Linked DNA regions of Homo sapiens: region 2 is linked to region 1. Evidence: chromatin loops called from intact Hi-C (ENCODE). Cell type or tissue: OCI-LY7. All regions are shown on one strand.

What was found. A loop is a pair of places that touch in the nucleus more often than their neighbours do. Peaks named below come from ENCODE experiments on the same cell type or tissue, not always from the same donor. Only the 100,000 strongest peaks of a DNase experiment are listed, where the experiment ranks them.
Region 2: a loop joins it to region 1, with 2.1 times the contacts of the local background. A loop is called at or near these places in 3 of 110 quality-filtered maps.

The regions. Positions count from the first base shown.
Region 1 is chr7:1,147,529-1,155,528 of GRCh38, forward strand. It overlaps ZFAND2A (zinc finger AN1-type containing 2A), which reads right to left. Exons shown (of 5, transcript NM_182491.4): 4 at 7,925-8,000; 5 at 5,379-5,696. The coding sequence ends at 5,541. Among named protein-coding and RNA genes, the nearest start is that of ZFAND2A, 8.7 kb to the right of the region's middle. In OCI-LY7, no CTCF peak of the experiment used is centred here; DNase peaks (open chromatin) are centred at 1,793, 3,293, 3,853, 4,333 and 1 weaker place; H3K4me3 peaks cover 523 bases; H3K27ac peaks cover 4,303 bases.
Region 2 is chr7:1,020,038-1,028,037 of GRCh38, forward strand. All of the region lies in intron 2 of CHLSN (cholesin), which reads right to left. It overlaps MIR339 (microRNA 339), which reads right to left and starts at 2,989; the gene lies at 2,896-2,989. RefSeq lists enhancers at 3,100-3,657, 7,508-8,000 and silencers at 7,720-7,929, 7,960-8,000. In OCI-LY7, CTCF peaks have their summits at 862 (motif pointing right), 1,062, 4,950, 6,446 and 1 weaker place; DNase peaks (open chromatin) are centred at 904, 4,444, 6,284, 6,914 and 5 weaker places; H3K4me3 peaks cover 4,689 bases; H3K27ac peaks cover 5,165 bases.

The DNA of each region.
Region 1 (8,000 bases):
CAAGCAGAGACGCTCCTCACTTCCCAGACGGGGTGGCGGCCGGGCAGAGGCTGCAATCTCGGCTCTCCGGGAGGCCAAGGCAGGCGGCTGGGAGGTGGTTGCAGCGAGCCGAGATCACGCCACTGCACTCCAGCCTGGGCACCATTGAGCACTGAGTGAACGAGACTCCATCTGCAATCCCGGCACCTCGGGAGGCCGAGGCTGGCGGATCACTCGCGGCTAGGAGCTGGAGACCAGCCCGGCCAACACAGCGAAACCCCGTCTCCACCAAAAAAAAACGAAAACCAGTCAGGCGTGGCGGTGCGCGCCTGCAATCGCAGGCACTCGGCAGGCTGAGGCAGGAGAATCAGGCAGGGAGGTTGCAGTGAGCCGAGATGGCAGCAGTACCGTCCAGCCTTGGCTCGGCATCAGAGGGAGACCGTGGAGGGAGAGGGAGAGGGAGAGGGAGAGGGAGGGGGAGGGAGAGGGAGAGGGAGAGGGAGAGGGAGAGCACTCTTAAGTTTTATACTTCAATACTCCGTCAAATCGAAGACAGAAAACGCAATGCATGAACCAGGCGCCGCCTCTCCCCGCTGAGAAAATGTGCCAGGGCTGTTTGGCCTTTGGTGGGAGAGCTAGACAACGCCATCTAACAGGGACAGCACCGAGCTGACCACCCAGTTTCAAAATTTTGAGCAGTCACAGTAAAACCCAAGTGAAATTCATTTTAATGTTTTATTAACCTAGCATATTCAAAATATTATTTCAACATGTAAATATTTTTTTACTCTTCAGGCCTTGGTTTTATTTGCATTTCTAGAAATATACACACACTTCTAACTCTGTGCTACAAAAATTATACAGCAGTCCCCGTTTATCCTCTGGGGATCTGTTCCAAGCCTCCCAGTGGGTGCCTGGACCCCACTCTACAATAAAGGCAACATGTAAACAATACCTTTAACAGTGAGATATAGATAGATAGATAATTTGGTATTATGTTCAAAGCCCAGTGTGTTTTGGATACTTTTTTTTTTTTGAGACAGAGTCTCACTCCGTGGGCCAGGCTGGAGTGCAACAGCACAATCTGGGCTCACTGCAACCTCTCCCTCCTGGGTTCAAGTGATTCTCCTGATTCCTGAGTAGCTGGGATTACAGGCACCTGCCACCATGCCTGGCTAATTTTTGTATTTTTAGTACAGACAGGGTTCACCATGTTGGCCACGCTGGTCTCGAACCCTGACCTTGTGATCCACCCGCCTCAGCCTCCCAAAGTGCTGGGATTACAGGCGTGAACCATTGCGCCTGGCCTTGTTTTGTTTTTTTTTTTTTTTTTTTTTTTTAATGAGACAGTCTTGCTCTCTGTGACCCAGGCTGGAGTGCAGTGGTGTGATCACAGCTCACTGCAGCCTTGACGTCTCCTGAGTAACTGGGACCACATGCATGCACCATCTGTCTGGCTATTTATTTTTTTTGAGAGACAACGTCTTACTACATTGCCCAGTCCTATCTCAAACATCTGGGCTCAAGCAATCCGCCCACATCAGCCTCCCAAGGTACTGCGATTACGGGCATAAGCCACTGGGCCCGGCTGGATACATCTCAGTTTGGACATTAAATTATCAGAACTTTGTTTCTCAAGACTTTAAAAATTAAAAACATTTTTTCATTAGAACACCTGATCTGCAGATTCACAGTTCACACACCCAGGTTCCTAACGTACCTGTTTTCCACTGACTGAACCAAGTTAGTGGTTTTTAAACTTAACCACACCGAACACTGTGCTGGCTGCGTTTTCCTTGCTCCACAGCACACGAGGCCAGAGGTGCTGCAGACGCAGGGAAGTGGCTTGTCCAAGTGCAGTCCCAGACCAGACGTGTCACCCGGGCAGCTCCAGGTGTAAACCTGAGTCCACCTCAGACCACAGAACCAGGGCCTCGGGGTGGGGTCCAGCACCCTCCCGTAAGGAGCCCTGTGTTTTGACACAGGCTAGGGCTTGGGAACCGCCGGCCTAGGACAGACACCATGAAATAAGCATAGCAACGGTCACATGTCACCCACCGTCAGGGATGTGCACGGCCAGGTGATTGCATTGTCGTGCAAGCATCCTACAGGGACTTACACAGAGCTCGATGGTGCGGCCTCCTCCACACCCAGGCTGTAGGGCATAGCCTGTGGCTCCCAGGCTACAAATGCGTGCAGAGTGCTACTGCGCTGAATGCTGTAGGCCACTGCGGCACGGCGCTGCGTGTTTGTGCTTCCAAACCTAGGCGTGGTGCGGTCCAGCTTGCTGGGAGGATTCCATCCCAGTGTTCTGTGGGACTGCAGGGTGACTAGCTTGTTCTTAAGTTTTTTTTTTTTTTTTTGAGATGGAGTCTTGCTCTATCACCCAGGCTGGAGTGCAATGGCACGATCTCTGCTCACTGCAACCTCTGCCTCCCGGGTTCAAGCGATCCTCTTGCCTCAGCCTCCCAAGTAGCTGGGATTACAGGCATGCACCACCACGCCCGGCTAATTTTTGTATTTTTAGTAGGGACAGGGTTTCATCATGTTGGCCAGGCTGGTCTCAAACTCCTCCAAATACCACAATGTACCCCATCAATATGTACAATTATGTCAATTAAAATAAAAGCAAAAAAGTTTGTCAGATTAAAAAAAAAAGATATAGTGAAAATACAGTATGTTCTGCGATCACCAACATATACACGGTCCGTCATCGACAGAAACATCGTTCCCCTGACTGCAGGTCTGACCACCTTTTTGCAGAACGCCAACAGAATACAAACCCTTCCCGTTACATTTTTAGATGGTGAAAGCAGAAAAAAAAAAGGCAGTGGCTTGTGTTTTTGTGAACTGTCTCAGCGGGACATCTGGTGGGCACAGCTGGATGGCCAGGGCAGTTCAGAACAGGACAGAACTTGGGGGAATTTTGTTTCACCTTATTCCCTGACACCCCCTAAGTTCCCAGGAAATCACTGCACTCTTGATGAGCAGAGCGGCTGTCAGTATAAATCTAACACCAGTATTTACGTTACCCGTGTTCATCACTTCACAAAATCAGACGGTGGTGGAAAGTGTCAGGCCACGAAGGCCGCATCTGTCATCTGAGCCACAAAGGACTGTGCACCTCACTACCCCCCTTCCCTCCCGTTTTGGCTTTCTGCTCTTCAAACCTATAAAACCCAGTCTCCTGTAATCTCTGGCACTTGTGGAAGCCCTAGTTCCTGCCATTGTAGTTTTAAGTCACTTCTGGAAGTTTCCACTGCTTCATCACTGGACAGAGCCATCTTCAACAGGTGGCATTTTGCAACTTTCTTGTTGGTGCTGAAATAGATCCAGGTGCAAAGCAGCTCTCGGGCTTGCTGGCTGCTGACAACTGTGCCTTTTTTTTTTTTTTTTTTGAGATTCAGTCTTGCTCTGTTGCCCAGGCTGGAGTGCAGTGGCACAATCTGGGCTCACTGCAACCTCCGCCTCCCAGGTTCAAGTGATTCTCCTGCCTCAGCCTCCTGAGTAGCTAGGATTACAAGCGTGTACCACCACCACACCTGGCTAATTTTTGTTTTAGTAGACATGGGGTTTCACCATGTTGACCAGGCTGGTCTCAAACTCCTGACCTCAGGTGATCCGCCTGCCTCCGCCTCCCAAAGTGCTGAGATTACAAGCGTGAGCCACTGCGCCTGGCTGAACTGTGCCTGTTTTAAGAAGTTGACCGTGGCAGGGACAAGTGGTCCAGGAAGACACACCTTCTCTCACACAGTGTCCCAGCCCCTTGGAGGTCAGGAACGGGCACGCAGCTGTGCCCTCAAACAATGCGAGTAGCACCTGTGGCCGCCGCTGGACAAGAACCCTCGGCCAGGCAGGTGGATGTCCTTCCCCCTTCTTGGCCAGATAGTCACATCGTTACAGAGGTGACATGGTGAAGAGCGCAAGTGAGCTGTCTGGTGTTTGCTGGTTTTGAACTCCTGACCTTAGGTGATCCACCCACCTTGCCCTCCCAAAGTGCTGAGATTACAGGTGTGAGCCACTACGCCCGGCCTAGTTTGTGTATTTCAGTGGGGAAGTTTCAAGGTTTCAGGCTAACCATCTTCACTAAAATATAAAAGATTAGCCGGGCATGGCAGTTTGGTGCCTGTAATCCCAGCTACTCGGGAGGCTGAGGCAGGAGAATTGCTAGAACCTGGAAGGCAGAGGTGGCAGTGAGCTGAGATTGTGCCACTGCACTCCAGCCTGGGCAATAGAGCAAGACTTCATCCCTTTTAAAAAAAAAAAAGCAAAGCCAGCCAGCATTGAAGCTGGGGATTCCCGTGAAGATGGCCCGGAGGTGCTGCTGGGCCATTAGAAGTATGGGGAGTACCTGAAGGCGGAAGTTACCTAGAGTGGAAATAACCCACACGGCAGTGCAAACGGGAAGGACCTCATCACTTTCCACCAAAAAGAACAAAGAACAGCTCTTTTCAGGTTTGTCTTGATGATGCAGGAATGTTGATCATGTCAGAGGATCTTGGAGGGCAGAAAAGGTGTTTCAGAAACCAGCTGTATGATGCTGCTGCTGCCGAAAGGTTGTGCTGGAGCGAGCTGCTTCTGTAACTTGGGGTCCCAGTCCTGTGTCCTTCATCCATCCTGACGAAGTCGCACCACTGGAGCATCGCGTCACACTGTGCAGTTACACACAGCAACCTTTCCGTGTTCACCAACCAAGAGCTGCAGCACCCCACACAGACGAAATTGCGTTCACATGAGCCGGGTGAACCAGTACCCGAGTCGCTGGGCCAGCCCGCCAGGAGCCAGGGTGAGGAAATCTCCCAACGGCCTGGATTCAGAGACTGTCATGGGTGAGCACCTACAGAGAGGGTGGATGGATCAGCTCAGCCTCCATGTGCTGACCGCAAGAACCCACACAGCTTCCTGCAGGTAAGCAACTACCACTGGCCTGGCCCAGGGATGGACGCCAGACACCACCAGGTGCAACAGTTGAGGCAAATACAGATGCTTCTCGATTTGACAAACATTAGCATTACGAGTTGAATCATGTCCCCACAAGACATGCTGGAGCCCTAGACTCGGGACCTCAGAGTGTGACCTTCTGTGGACACAGGGTCTTTTCAGAGGTCACGACTGTGGGATCACATGACCAGCATCCTTACAAAAAGGGGAAGTCGGGACACACACAGAATGCCATGTGAAGATGAAGGTGGAGACGGGGGTTGTGCATTGACGAGCCCCGAGATGCTGGGGAGACGCAGCCGATGCTCCCCGCAGCCCTCAGAAGGGGCTGGCCCTGCCGACATCCTGCGCCTGGACCTCCAGCCCCCAGAACTGTGAAAGAACCGATTTCTATGGTTTGAGCCACCCAGTTTTTAGTACTTGGTGACGGCAGCAGTGGGCAATGAGAACAACTAGAATCAACTTCAGCATTCAATTTTATTATAGTCCCATCTCCCTCAACAAACAAGATCAGCAGCCAGTGTGGGATGGTGCTCAATGGGGCTCCACTTCCCACTAGAGTGTAAGCTGCTTCCACGCATGCTACTGCGTGCTCCGAGCCATCGCAGCGGAGTCTCTTCTCACCCAGCTTTGATGGTGGGGCGACTCCCGTGTCTGCAGCTGTGGTCCAAAGGGTGTCTGTGCTGGATACAGAAGTTGCCGTGACATTGGGCACATACCATCTGCAGCATCTCTTTCTTCTTGCAGCCCTCTTTTGAGCAACGGTATGTAAAAATCTAAGAGAGCAAAGTGACTTCAACAAGCAATTCTTTTTTTGGAGACAGGGTCTCGCTCTGTTGCCCAGGCTGGAGTGCAGTGGCTTGATCTTGGCTCACTGCAACCTCTGCCTCCTGGACTCAAGTGATTCTCCTGCTTCAGCCTAGTACCTGGTACTACAGGCACACACCGCCACGTCCAGCTAATTTTGTCTATTTTCACAGAGATGGGGTCTTGCCATGCTGCCCAGGCTGGTCTCAAACTCAGCCTCAGGTGATCCTCCCGCCTTGGCCTCCCAAAGTGCTAAGATTACCTGTGTGAGCCACTGTGCTGGCCTTAAATTCTTTAACAGCCTCCGGTAAGAACATTCCCATTTAAACTGGACACAGTTCCTGTCTGCACAGAGTACAGATGCAAAGTTTCATTTGACCATCTCAGTGCAGGTAAGAAGAACATGGGGCTGGACCCAGTGGCTCACGCCTGTCATCCCAGCACTTTGGGAAGCCAAGATGGGTGGATTGCCTGAGCTCAGGAGTTCGAGACAAGCTTGGGCAACATGGTGAAACCCCATCTCCACTAAAATATAAAAGATTAGCCAGGCATGGTGGCGTGGTGCCTGTAATCCCAGCTACTTGGGAGGCTGAGGCAGGAGAATTGCTAGAGGAGGCAGAGGCGGCAGTGAGCTGAGATTGTGCCACTGCACTCCAGCCTGGGCGACAGAGCAAGAGTTCGTCCCTTTAAAAAGAAAGAAAAAAAAAAGCCGGTCAGCATTGAAGCTGGGGATTCCCGTGAAGATGGCCCGGAGGTGCTGCTGGGAGGACAACAGAGAGAGGCAGCCAGGAAGCAGGGAGCGGGAGGGAAGGAGGCCAAGCACAGATGACAGGCAAGCCCCACAGAGGCACTGGCTCCAGGAGCCCTGGGACAGTGGAGGTTGTCCCCATCAAGGGAATATCTATCATGTCCCAGTACCCACCGGTCATTTTTTTTTTTTTTTTTTTTGGTGCCAGGATGTAGGCAGCGATATAAAGTCCTAGGAGTCAGAACTCCAAGAGGGGAAGGCAGTGAGGAGAGTGGGGAGGGTTCCAGCAGCCGGGGGTGGCCCTCCGGCCAAGGCAGGCAGGCATGGCCATGCTGAGCGACCATGCAGGAGGGACCCGTGCAGGGATGCAGGCAGAACACAGGGCGTGCCCACCAAAAGGACAGGAGCACAGCGGGCCAGGAGCAGCCGGGAGGGCATTCCTGTGTGGGGGCCTTGGGGCAGTGCTGGGTGAGCCCCCAGCAAGGGAAGCTGTGTCATGTGGAAGAAGCGGGTGTGCCAGAGAGCTGTGATGTCTCAGAGGCTTAAGAGACCTCCAGAGGCTGAGGGTCCCAGGGCACAGCCACAGCAGGGAGAGCTAGACAGGGCCAGAAAGTGGGGACCAGAGCAAGCTTCCGCACAGAGAATTTTGTGTGGCAGACTAAGGAACACTGATTTTATTCTCTATGTTTGAGACCAAAAGTTATTTGGTTTATGGTAATATAACTGTAAAGTATTGAACATCATATACTAAGATAGTTGGTAACCACCAACCAGGACCCATGACTAGGAACGGATTAAGCCTGACAGCAGCCAGTTCACTAGAGAAGCTCCTTGAGCTGGGCGTGGTGGCTCACACCTATAATCTCAGCACTTTGGGAGGCTGAGGCGGGCAGATCATAAGGTGAGGAGTTCAAGACCAGCCCGGCCAACATAGTGAAACCCTGTCTCTACTAAAAATACAAAAGTTAGCTGGATGTGGTGGCATGCGCCTGTAGTCCCAGCTACTCGGGAGGCTGAGACAGGAGAATCGCTTTAACCCGGGAGGCAGAGGTTGCAATGAGCCGAGACGGCACCATTCACCATGGCACTCCAGCCTGGGTGACAGAGCAAGACTGTCTCAAAACAAACAAACAAACAAACAAACAAATGAAACGCACATGAACAGAATGGATCTAGAAAGCCATGTGAATTCTCCATCTCAGGAGGGAAACTAGTAAATTCCAGTCAAGAAAGACGAACCTGACCTGGGATCCCTCATATTAAAGAACATTTATAAAACTGAAAACTCAGGCCCCTCGCAGTTTAGGACAGGGATAACGCAGCGTTAGGACTCTTCTTTTCTACTTTGTACATAAACTATTGGGAGTAATTTTCAGGTAGCAAACTGACTCTTCCCAAGGAAAAACCAGGCTTCCCAGATGAAGGAACTGAGGCGGGCTCTGTCCTTACCTTCTCTTTCTTCTTCCCAGGGTGAGAGTCACAGTCTCTGTCAATGTGATCACCAACCACCACGTCTGGTATCTGG
Region 2 (8,000 bases), 130 kb before region 1:
GGCCCGTCCCCAGCCTCTCTTCCCACTGAGGAGAGATCCAAGGGCCGGCGGAGTGGTGGTGTCTGCTGCTCTGCGGGAACACGGGCACCAGGCCCAGCAGTGCATGGATGCGGCAGGCCCCGCGTGCGATGCCCTGGTCCCCACGACTGTTTCTTCCCACGCCGCGGAGTGCATTCCCTCATGCTCCCGTCCTGTGAACACGCGCTGCAGCCTCTGCCCTCCTGGGGCTCCCTGAGAGAGGGGGCACCCCTTGCTCCCATCACAGTCCTCCTGCAGCCTGGGGCCCCGCCCAGCACGCCCACCAAAGGGGAGGCCCGCTCTCCTGTCAGAGCCAGGACAGCCTCTCCAAGAACTCTTCCTGGGCCCCAGAGAGGAGCCCCCTAGGTTCGCTTCTCGCCAGCCGCTGCCCCATCTTGCGTCTCCACCCAAGGGCCCCTCGGCGCCCCCACCTGGAGCCCCCACTATCGAGATATGTCTGGCGGATACCACACACAAGGGGGCTGTAGCGGGTTGGGGAACAGGCCAACCCCTCCCAGACTGCAGGGACAGCTAGTCTCACACAGCTAAGACCAAGATGATGTAAGGAAATGAATGACAGTAAACCCAGCCCTTACCGAACCCACCTCCCGAGCAGGGAGGACCTGCAGGAAACAGAGGCTCCCATTCCTGTTCACCTCTGATCTCAGGGGCAGACACCAGCCCATCACTGCCGTCTGCTGACCACCCCTGCAGACGGCCTGGGCCTTGGATGTCCTGCTCCTCTGGGCTCCCCAGGCTGTGTGAAACGGAGGAGTGCAGGGGTCAGGACCCCTCGACTTTCTTGGGGGCAATCAGGCCGTTTGTAACGTCCTGATACAGCAGAGCTGGGGACTGGGGTTACGAAAGACACCACCAGGTGGAGCCTTCAGATGGGACCTCCCAGCAGGGCCTCCAGGCTGGGGACCTTCAGGCAGGTACCTCCAGGCTGGGGACCTTCGGGCAGGTACCTCCAGGTTGGGGACCTCCCAGCAGGGCCTCCAGGCTGGGGACCTTCAGGCAGGCACCTCCAGGCTGGGGACCTCGCAGCAGGGAACTCCAGGTTGGGAACCTCCAGGCTGGAGACATTCCAGTAGGGACCTTCTGGTTGGGGATCACCAGGTTAAGAACCTCCAGGTTGGGGACCTCCAGACTGGGGACCTCCCAGCACGGACCCCCAGGTTGGGAACCTCCAGGCTGAGGATCTCCCAGCAGGGACCTCTAGTGTGGACCTCCAGGCTGGCACCCATGGGGCAGGTTTCTTTCTTCTTCCCCAGAAGCCTTTTCATCGTGGCAGTAGGACCTGACCTTGACAGAGATGATATTGCGGATTTCAGTGACTGAACCAGAGTCGGAAGCTGAAGGGCTCTGCCCAGCCTTCCTGTCTTCATCCATTAAGTCTGATCGGCAGTGGTGGCCACCTGGGCTGCTGCTTTGACAAGATGCCAGTAGTTGGAGCTGGGACCCCAGGGAGCACTGTCCATCCACCGCACAGGAGTAGGGCTTCAGCAGCTGTCAGTCATCAATCATTTCCCCATGCTGTTGGATGGGAGAGGGACAATCTGCCAGCCCCAGTGTGACTGGCTTTGCTGCCACCGCAGTGCCCTCTGGGAACCCCGGCAGGTCGGCTGGAGGCAGGACACCACCCCCCTAACCCCTCCCTACTTGTCACCAGACAGAAACCACAGCTCACCAACAACCATACACAAACAGCGCACTAAAAGAAAGCATGCGGCAAAAATACCCGCCCAGCGAGAACTGTGCCTGGCACAGGGAAACACACTGGGATGCGCGCCCTTCCGCGGGGCGAGGCTGGGTTTTGGGGTATAAACTGAGTCCTGGGGAGCAGGAGCCTGAGGGGCACCCAGGGCAGCTCCCTCGGCCTGGGTCACAAGGTTCGATCCTCCGCGGGGGTGGCAGGAAAGCCCAAGTCCCTCGGCACACCCAGGTGACAGCGATGACGGCCCACAGGCGTGGCGCCTGGGCCACATCGGACAGGCCATGTCCTGGAGCACTCGAGGCCCCCTGGACAGGGCAACCAACCCTGAGTCCACCGGAGTCTGCTCGCAGACCACCAGGAGCCCCGCTGCACTGTTCGTGAGCCACGGTGGTGACGGCAGCTCAGGAGGGAAGGACCAGAAGCCTGGCCCCGTCCCACGAGGACAGACGCAGGCCTGCGGGGAGGCATGTCCCCACCCACGGGCGCCTCCTGGACCACGAGCTCCTCTTTCTCCTGCATCGCCTCAGACCCCACCCAGGGGTTCCAAGGTCAGGAGCCTGGTCCCACGTCCCACAGCCCTCTCATGGGGCACCCGTACGGATTCTGTTCCAATTTAAAGAAAACCTTAATCAGATTTGTCACCTCAATTATTAGAATCCCACGGCGTTAACTCACAGTAGTAAACTGCTTTTTCTGAGAAACAAGAGTTTTTTAAATTAAGCCTTTTATTTTAACGCAATCGCAGGTGACGGCCGTCGTGAGGGAACACGGGACGCCCACGTGCCCTCCACCACCTCCTCCCACGGCAACCCTCGCAGAGTAGCCAGGACCACATTCGGATCCGGACTCTGAAATGACAGTCCCACAACCAACAGCATCGATGTGGTCTTCTTAATGATCAGAAACACACAGGGGATTAATTTACTCTTATTCTGCAAAATAAACAAGCTCTCAAATTCTTTAAAGGTGAATCCCCCCCAACCGTCCTCCCTCCCCAGTTACTTCCTCCCTAGGACACCAGTGGAACATCCCATGCTCTCCCCCTTCCATGTTGATACCGAATAAAACACACTGCATCAGAAGACCCACGCATACGAGTCCAGGGGCTGCTACAAAGCGCGGCGACGTCTCCGCGGCGAGCTGGCCACTCCATGGTCCCGGCGCAGACACTGGGGCAGGCGCCGGCTCTGTCGTCGAGGCGCTCACAGGCAGGCACACGTGAGCTCCTGGAGGACAGGGAGAGCGGCCGCCCCGCCCCTGCGGAGCACAGGACGCTTCCTGCCACCCCTGCAGAGCATGGGACGCTTCCTGCCATGGTGCCGTGGCAATGGGTGGCACCTGCCTGTGGCCCCTTCTCAGAAGGACGTTTTAAACGCGTGAGGTCTGATGCACAGCCACAGGGAGACACAGACGAGCAGATGTGGGCATCCGAGTATTTACAAGGTCTGGTGGCTCCTGCAGCCGCGACACGGGCTGAGCGCAAGTGATGTGTGAGGTGTCCCCAACAGATGGCACGGGGAGCGCCCACACCCGCCACCGCGGGGTCTGCGGAAGCTCGTGTCAGCTGGAGGTTAGGGAAGACGCACAGGGGCTCATTCTCCACCCAGGTTCAAACTCCCTGAACTCACGAGACCCAGGCTGAAGACATGGACAGACTCCCAGCCCCAGCGCCCCTCTGACAGCACACCCGAGGCCTCCTGGGAACCTGGGACCCCTTGCAGGGTCCCCCGCAGGCTCCTTCCTAGGAAGGAGGTTCCTGCCCTACTCCACATTTCTCTCCATCCAACTTCCAACTCCTTCCCACTGGGCCCTGGAGAACATGACGAAGACTGTGGGGGCCTCCTCCCAGGAAACACACACACACACACACACACACACACACACACACACACACACACACACACACCAGCAACGCGCCCAGACCCCAATCCCTGGCAGCCCAACTCCTCGTTCTACAGAGAAGGGGTGAGGATCTCCAGGGGTGACTGCTCACATCTCGGCACATGTAGAAGGCAGGGCTGGAGCAGCGGCCCCTGCAGCCCAGGCCAGGGGACTGGAGGCCCTTCCACAGCAGCCCTTTCCTTTTGATACACGGTCTTGCTCTGTGGCCCAGGCTGGACTGCAGCGGCACCATCACAGTTTACTGCAGCCTCGACCTCCTGGGCTCAAGCAATCCTCCCACCTCAGCCTCCCAAGCAACCAGGACTATAGGCATGTGCCACCATGCCTGGCCAGTTTTTAAATTTTTTATAGAGATAGGACCAAGGCTGCTCTCACACTCCTGAGCTAAAGTGATCCTCCTTGCCGGCCTCCCAAAGTGCTGGGATTATAGGCATGAGTTTTCAAACTCCTGGGCCACAGCGATCCTTCCGGCCAGCCTCAAAGTGCTGGGATTATAGGTGTGAGCCCACGGTGCACAGCCCCCACTTTCTTCCTAAAAACCCTGCAGCTTGGCTGACAGTGGGACCTGCCTCCCTACTCCCGCCTGCAGGAGCTCAGAAGCCTCAGCTCAAGAGGAGCCCTTGCCAGAGACGTGGGACCAGGAATGGGCCCCACAGAGCCCTGCCCGTGGGCTTCCTAAACAGCCTGAGTTCAGCTGCACACACCAACGATGTAGGCGGGTTGCAATAAACAGCAAGAAACGGACCCATGGGACAGGAGAGACGCAGGAGCCCCAGGGGACAAGAGAGACGCAGAAGCCCCAGGTGCCTTTGGTGGCCAGTGCTGAATTTCGCAAGCAACATTAGAAACTTTTTATTTCTGCTTTTCTCTTAACCCAAGGGTGAAAATGGAAACCTGTGGTGTGGGGCAGTCTGCTGAACGCTAGGATGAGGGCGGGGAACAAGAGCCACCCTCCCCGCTGCCACCTGGCCCACAAGAGCCTTCCCAGGGGCTCTCCAGTTTCAGCCCCTCCTTGCCGAGCCAGACAGCGCTGCTGGCCTGGACGGGAGGGACACCCAGGCTGACTGAGTGGGGGAGCACTTTTTATAAAGATCAGATCAGGTTTCTGAAAACAAAAAGCCCCCAGATCCTGCGAGCGGCTATTTAGACTTGATGCACACTCCACCATTTCACAGGTATCCATTCCCCAGCGTCACACATGCCCATCCCCAGCTGGAGCACACTCTTCAGTGTGGAGGACAGAAGGAGCAGGCAGAAGACGACCCCGGGGCGCTGGGGGAGCAGGTGCGGGCTCCCACATACCTGCTCTATTCTGGTTGGAGGTGTCACAAGGGAAGGCGTGGAGATGCTGCCAATGGGGACATGCGGCAAATGCGCCCCCTTCGCCCCACACCTGTCAGCAGCTAGCAACAACTCAGTCCTGACTGCTGGAGACCCAGCCCCAGGGGCAGGCAGGTTGGGATCCGCTGCTCAGGAGGCAGCTCTGGGCCAGGGTGGAGGCCGGAGAAGCCAGGCACCTCCCCGCAGAGCTCTGCAGAGGCCAGTCTGCTAACGGCTTCATCACTGGAGTGGCGGCTGCTAAGAGCAAAGCCTGTGCTTGGTACCTCAGGGACCTAAATAAGAACCACTCCCTGTTCCAAGGATCCCAAGTGGGGGGAGGACGAGAAGCAGCTGAGCCTATAGGGCACAGGAAACTCACTGGGGTGTGGGTGCTGGGGACTTGGGTTGGGTGCTGTACTGAGCAAGCCTGTTGTGGGGGGACACTGCTGGCGGTGGGTGACGAGGTGCACAAGTCAGGTCAGGGAGGGGGACTCTGCCCTGGCACCACTGGGGCACAGGACACTGGCTCAGGTGTCAGCTGAGGACCCCCCAGTGTAGGCGAGGGGCTCACAGCCGCTGAGGCCTGTGGACACAGCTCCGTGTATTCTGAGGTCGCAGAGCACAAGAGGTTGGGGGTGTGATACGGACCGACCTCGCCCATCCAGGAGGAATGGGGCTGGTAACAGAGCTTTGTAACCCCTCAGCACCGGTAGAGGTTGCGTGGCTCCCCAGTGGAGCTGAGGGCTGGCGTTTCTTGCTCTGTATTTCCCTGCGCTCTGGAAACTCCTGCATCACCAGCCTTGGGCCCTTCACTGCCTCCCCTGGGCCTCCAGAGGCAGGCTGGGGTCCTCTCCTTTCTCAGCCTCTGTGGCCAGTGTCTGGCACAGGACAGACACCCACCAGGACGCTGCCTGGGACGGAGGGCTCCCTTCTGCCTCCGGCCAGGTGGGCCCCGCAGCAGCTCAAGCTTCAGCTGCAGTGGAGGGAAGAGTGAACTGCTGGGCAGAAGCAGAAGCAGGCCTCCTGGAACTCGTGACCCCAGATCCCAGAGGCCCTGCCCCCTTGCCACCTCCCAGAATGTTGGCAGGGCCTCTGGGTGATTTTCATCCACATGCAGGGGTGTCACATAGGCCCCTCGGCTCCAGCTCCCCACTGAACGGCAGCTTTGTATCCACAGGTAGGGCTGGGCGGCTCCAATTTGAACTTAGGCATATGGACGCTGTCTAACGATTCACGACACTCCTCGTTTCTTTCGCTACTATTGGACCAGTTGAGGGTGGAGCCCAGCTGCACCTGGCATTGCTGAAGAGCCCTCGCAGAGCCAGCGCTCCAGCTGCTGGGCGCGCAACAGCTGTCCCGGGAGGCAAGGGTTCGCACGGCAGTGCTTCTGTGTCGACAGAGGCTGTGCTGCAGCTCCCTGCCAGGCCCGTGTCCTTCCTAGCTGTGAGAACACTAACCTGCCTGGGCTTCACCTGTGGAAGCCACCGCTAACTAGCAGTCGGAGGCGGCGTTGTTTCTAAGACAGGCAGGCAGCTCCGGCAGGAGCAGCCGCTAAGCACAAGGACGGCCAACCACACAAAGCCTGCTTCTCAACCACTCGCAGGAAATCGGCTCACAGTTGCTCCCCATTCTTCAATGCTGATCCTGCCACTTTACTGAAAATCACATTATTAACGTTTAAAAAACGTATGGGAACCATGCAAAGACATCCACGCCCCTCAGTTGCTGCCGCTCCAGCACCTGGCTCCGAAGTCTGTGCAGAAGGCGAGGCTCCCGTAGTGCTCGAGAGGGCCTTGCACGCTCCCCGTGGAGGGAACAAAGCTACGTGGATTTTCCAGCGCGCCGCCCACTTCACCAGGCAGCCTCTGGGCTTCATCCTGCTCGCGTGACAGGTGTGCTCTGTGCTGTCAGGAAACTGCAGGGCTTTGAGTATAAACTGAAAACAGCAAAACTATGTTCTCATCTCAGAGGCCCCTTCCTTCTCACCCCGAGGTCACCTGGGCCCGGAGACACAGCACCCGCCGTGCAGGAGCCTGGAAGATGTTTGAGCAACGAGAAAAAAACCAGAACATGTTACCGCCTCTAAAATGAGGAAATGGCAGGATCAAAATTAAATGTCCGTGAAGTGTATCATCATGTCAATTTTGTTAGTTGTTACACATAGTTTAAAACACTCACATCTGGGAACTAAGTACGGGTTAGGTTTTCTCACTTTGCCACAACTCCTCAGTGAACACAACGAATTCATAAAAATCACTGTCAATTCGGTGAGTTACTCATAAGCAAAGGACTCTGAAGCAACGGTCACCATTCCCGCCGTCTCTGCAGCCGTGAGGCCCAGCAGCAGGCTAGGCAGCCCGGTTCGCGTGTCCGTGCGGACGCCTGGTCCACGGCCCCCGGCTGTGCGCGCAGCAGCTGAGGACGCTCCGAGGACACAGCGCAGGACCAGCACGGGGCCGCCACCTGCCCGGGCCACCGCCTCCTCAGAAGATAAAAGACCTACTCCAAGCACCTCTGCGCTCTCCAACCCAAACCCGGCTGAGCCCCGACGCAGCAGCGGCAGAGCCTCTTGAAGGAGCTGCCGGCCTGCTCCGCCGTCCTCAGGAAGGCTCCCGAGTGAAGCTATCCCAATTGTTTTCATCATGAGTCTTTGCTTTAGTTGACACAGCTTCGCACTAGCACCCACCGCGCCAGTGGGGGCCGCCTTGCCTCAGGCAAGAAAGCCCCTGGCTTCCGAGCGCCCGACGGGGTCCTCTACCCCGGCACAGGGAGGGGCGAGGCGGCGCTGCGGGCGACACAGGCCCTCTCAAGGGTCACGCGGCGGCCGACGACTCCAGCCCACCCAGGGTCCTCAGAGCTCGTGTCTCCCCCGGGGGCTGCTGCATCGCGGCTGGGGGCCCGGTCCGCCCCCACAGCGCAGGGGAGCCTGGCCGGTTGCGGGGCCGCTCGAGGGCTCGCAGTGCCTGCAGGGCCTGGACCCCCACCCTGCCACCCGCGGCCCGGCCCTGCGCCCCCAGGAGAGTAAGTGGGAGGAGGGCGCGGG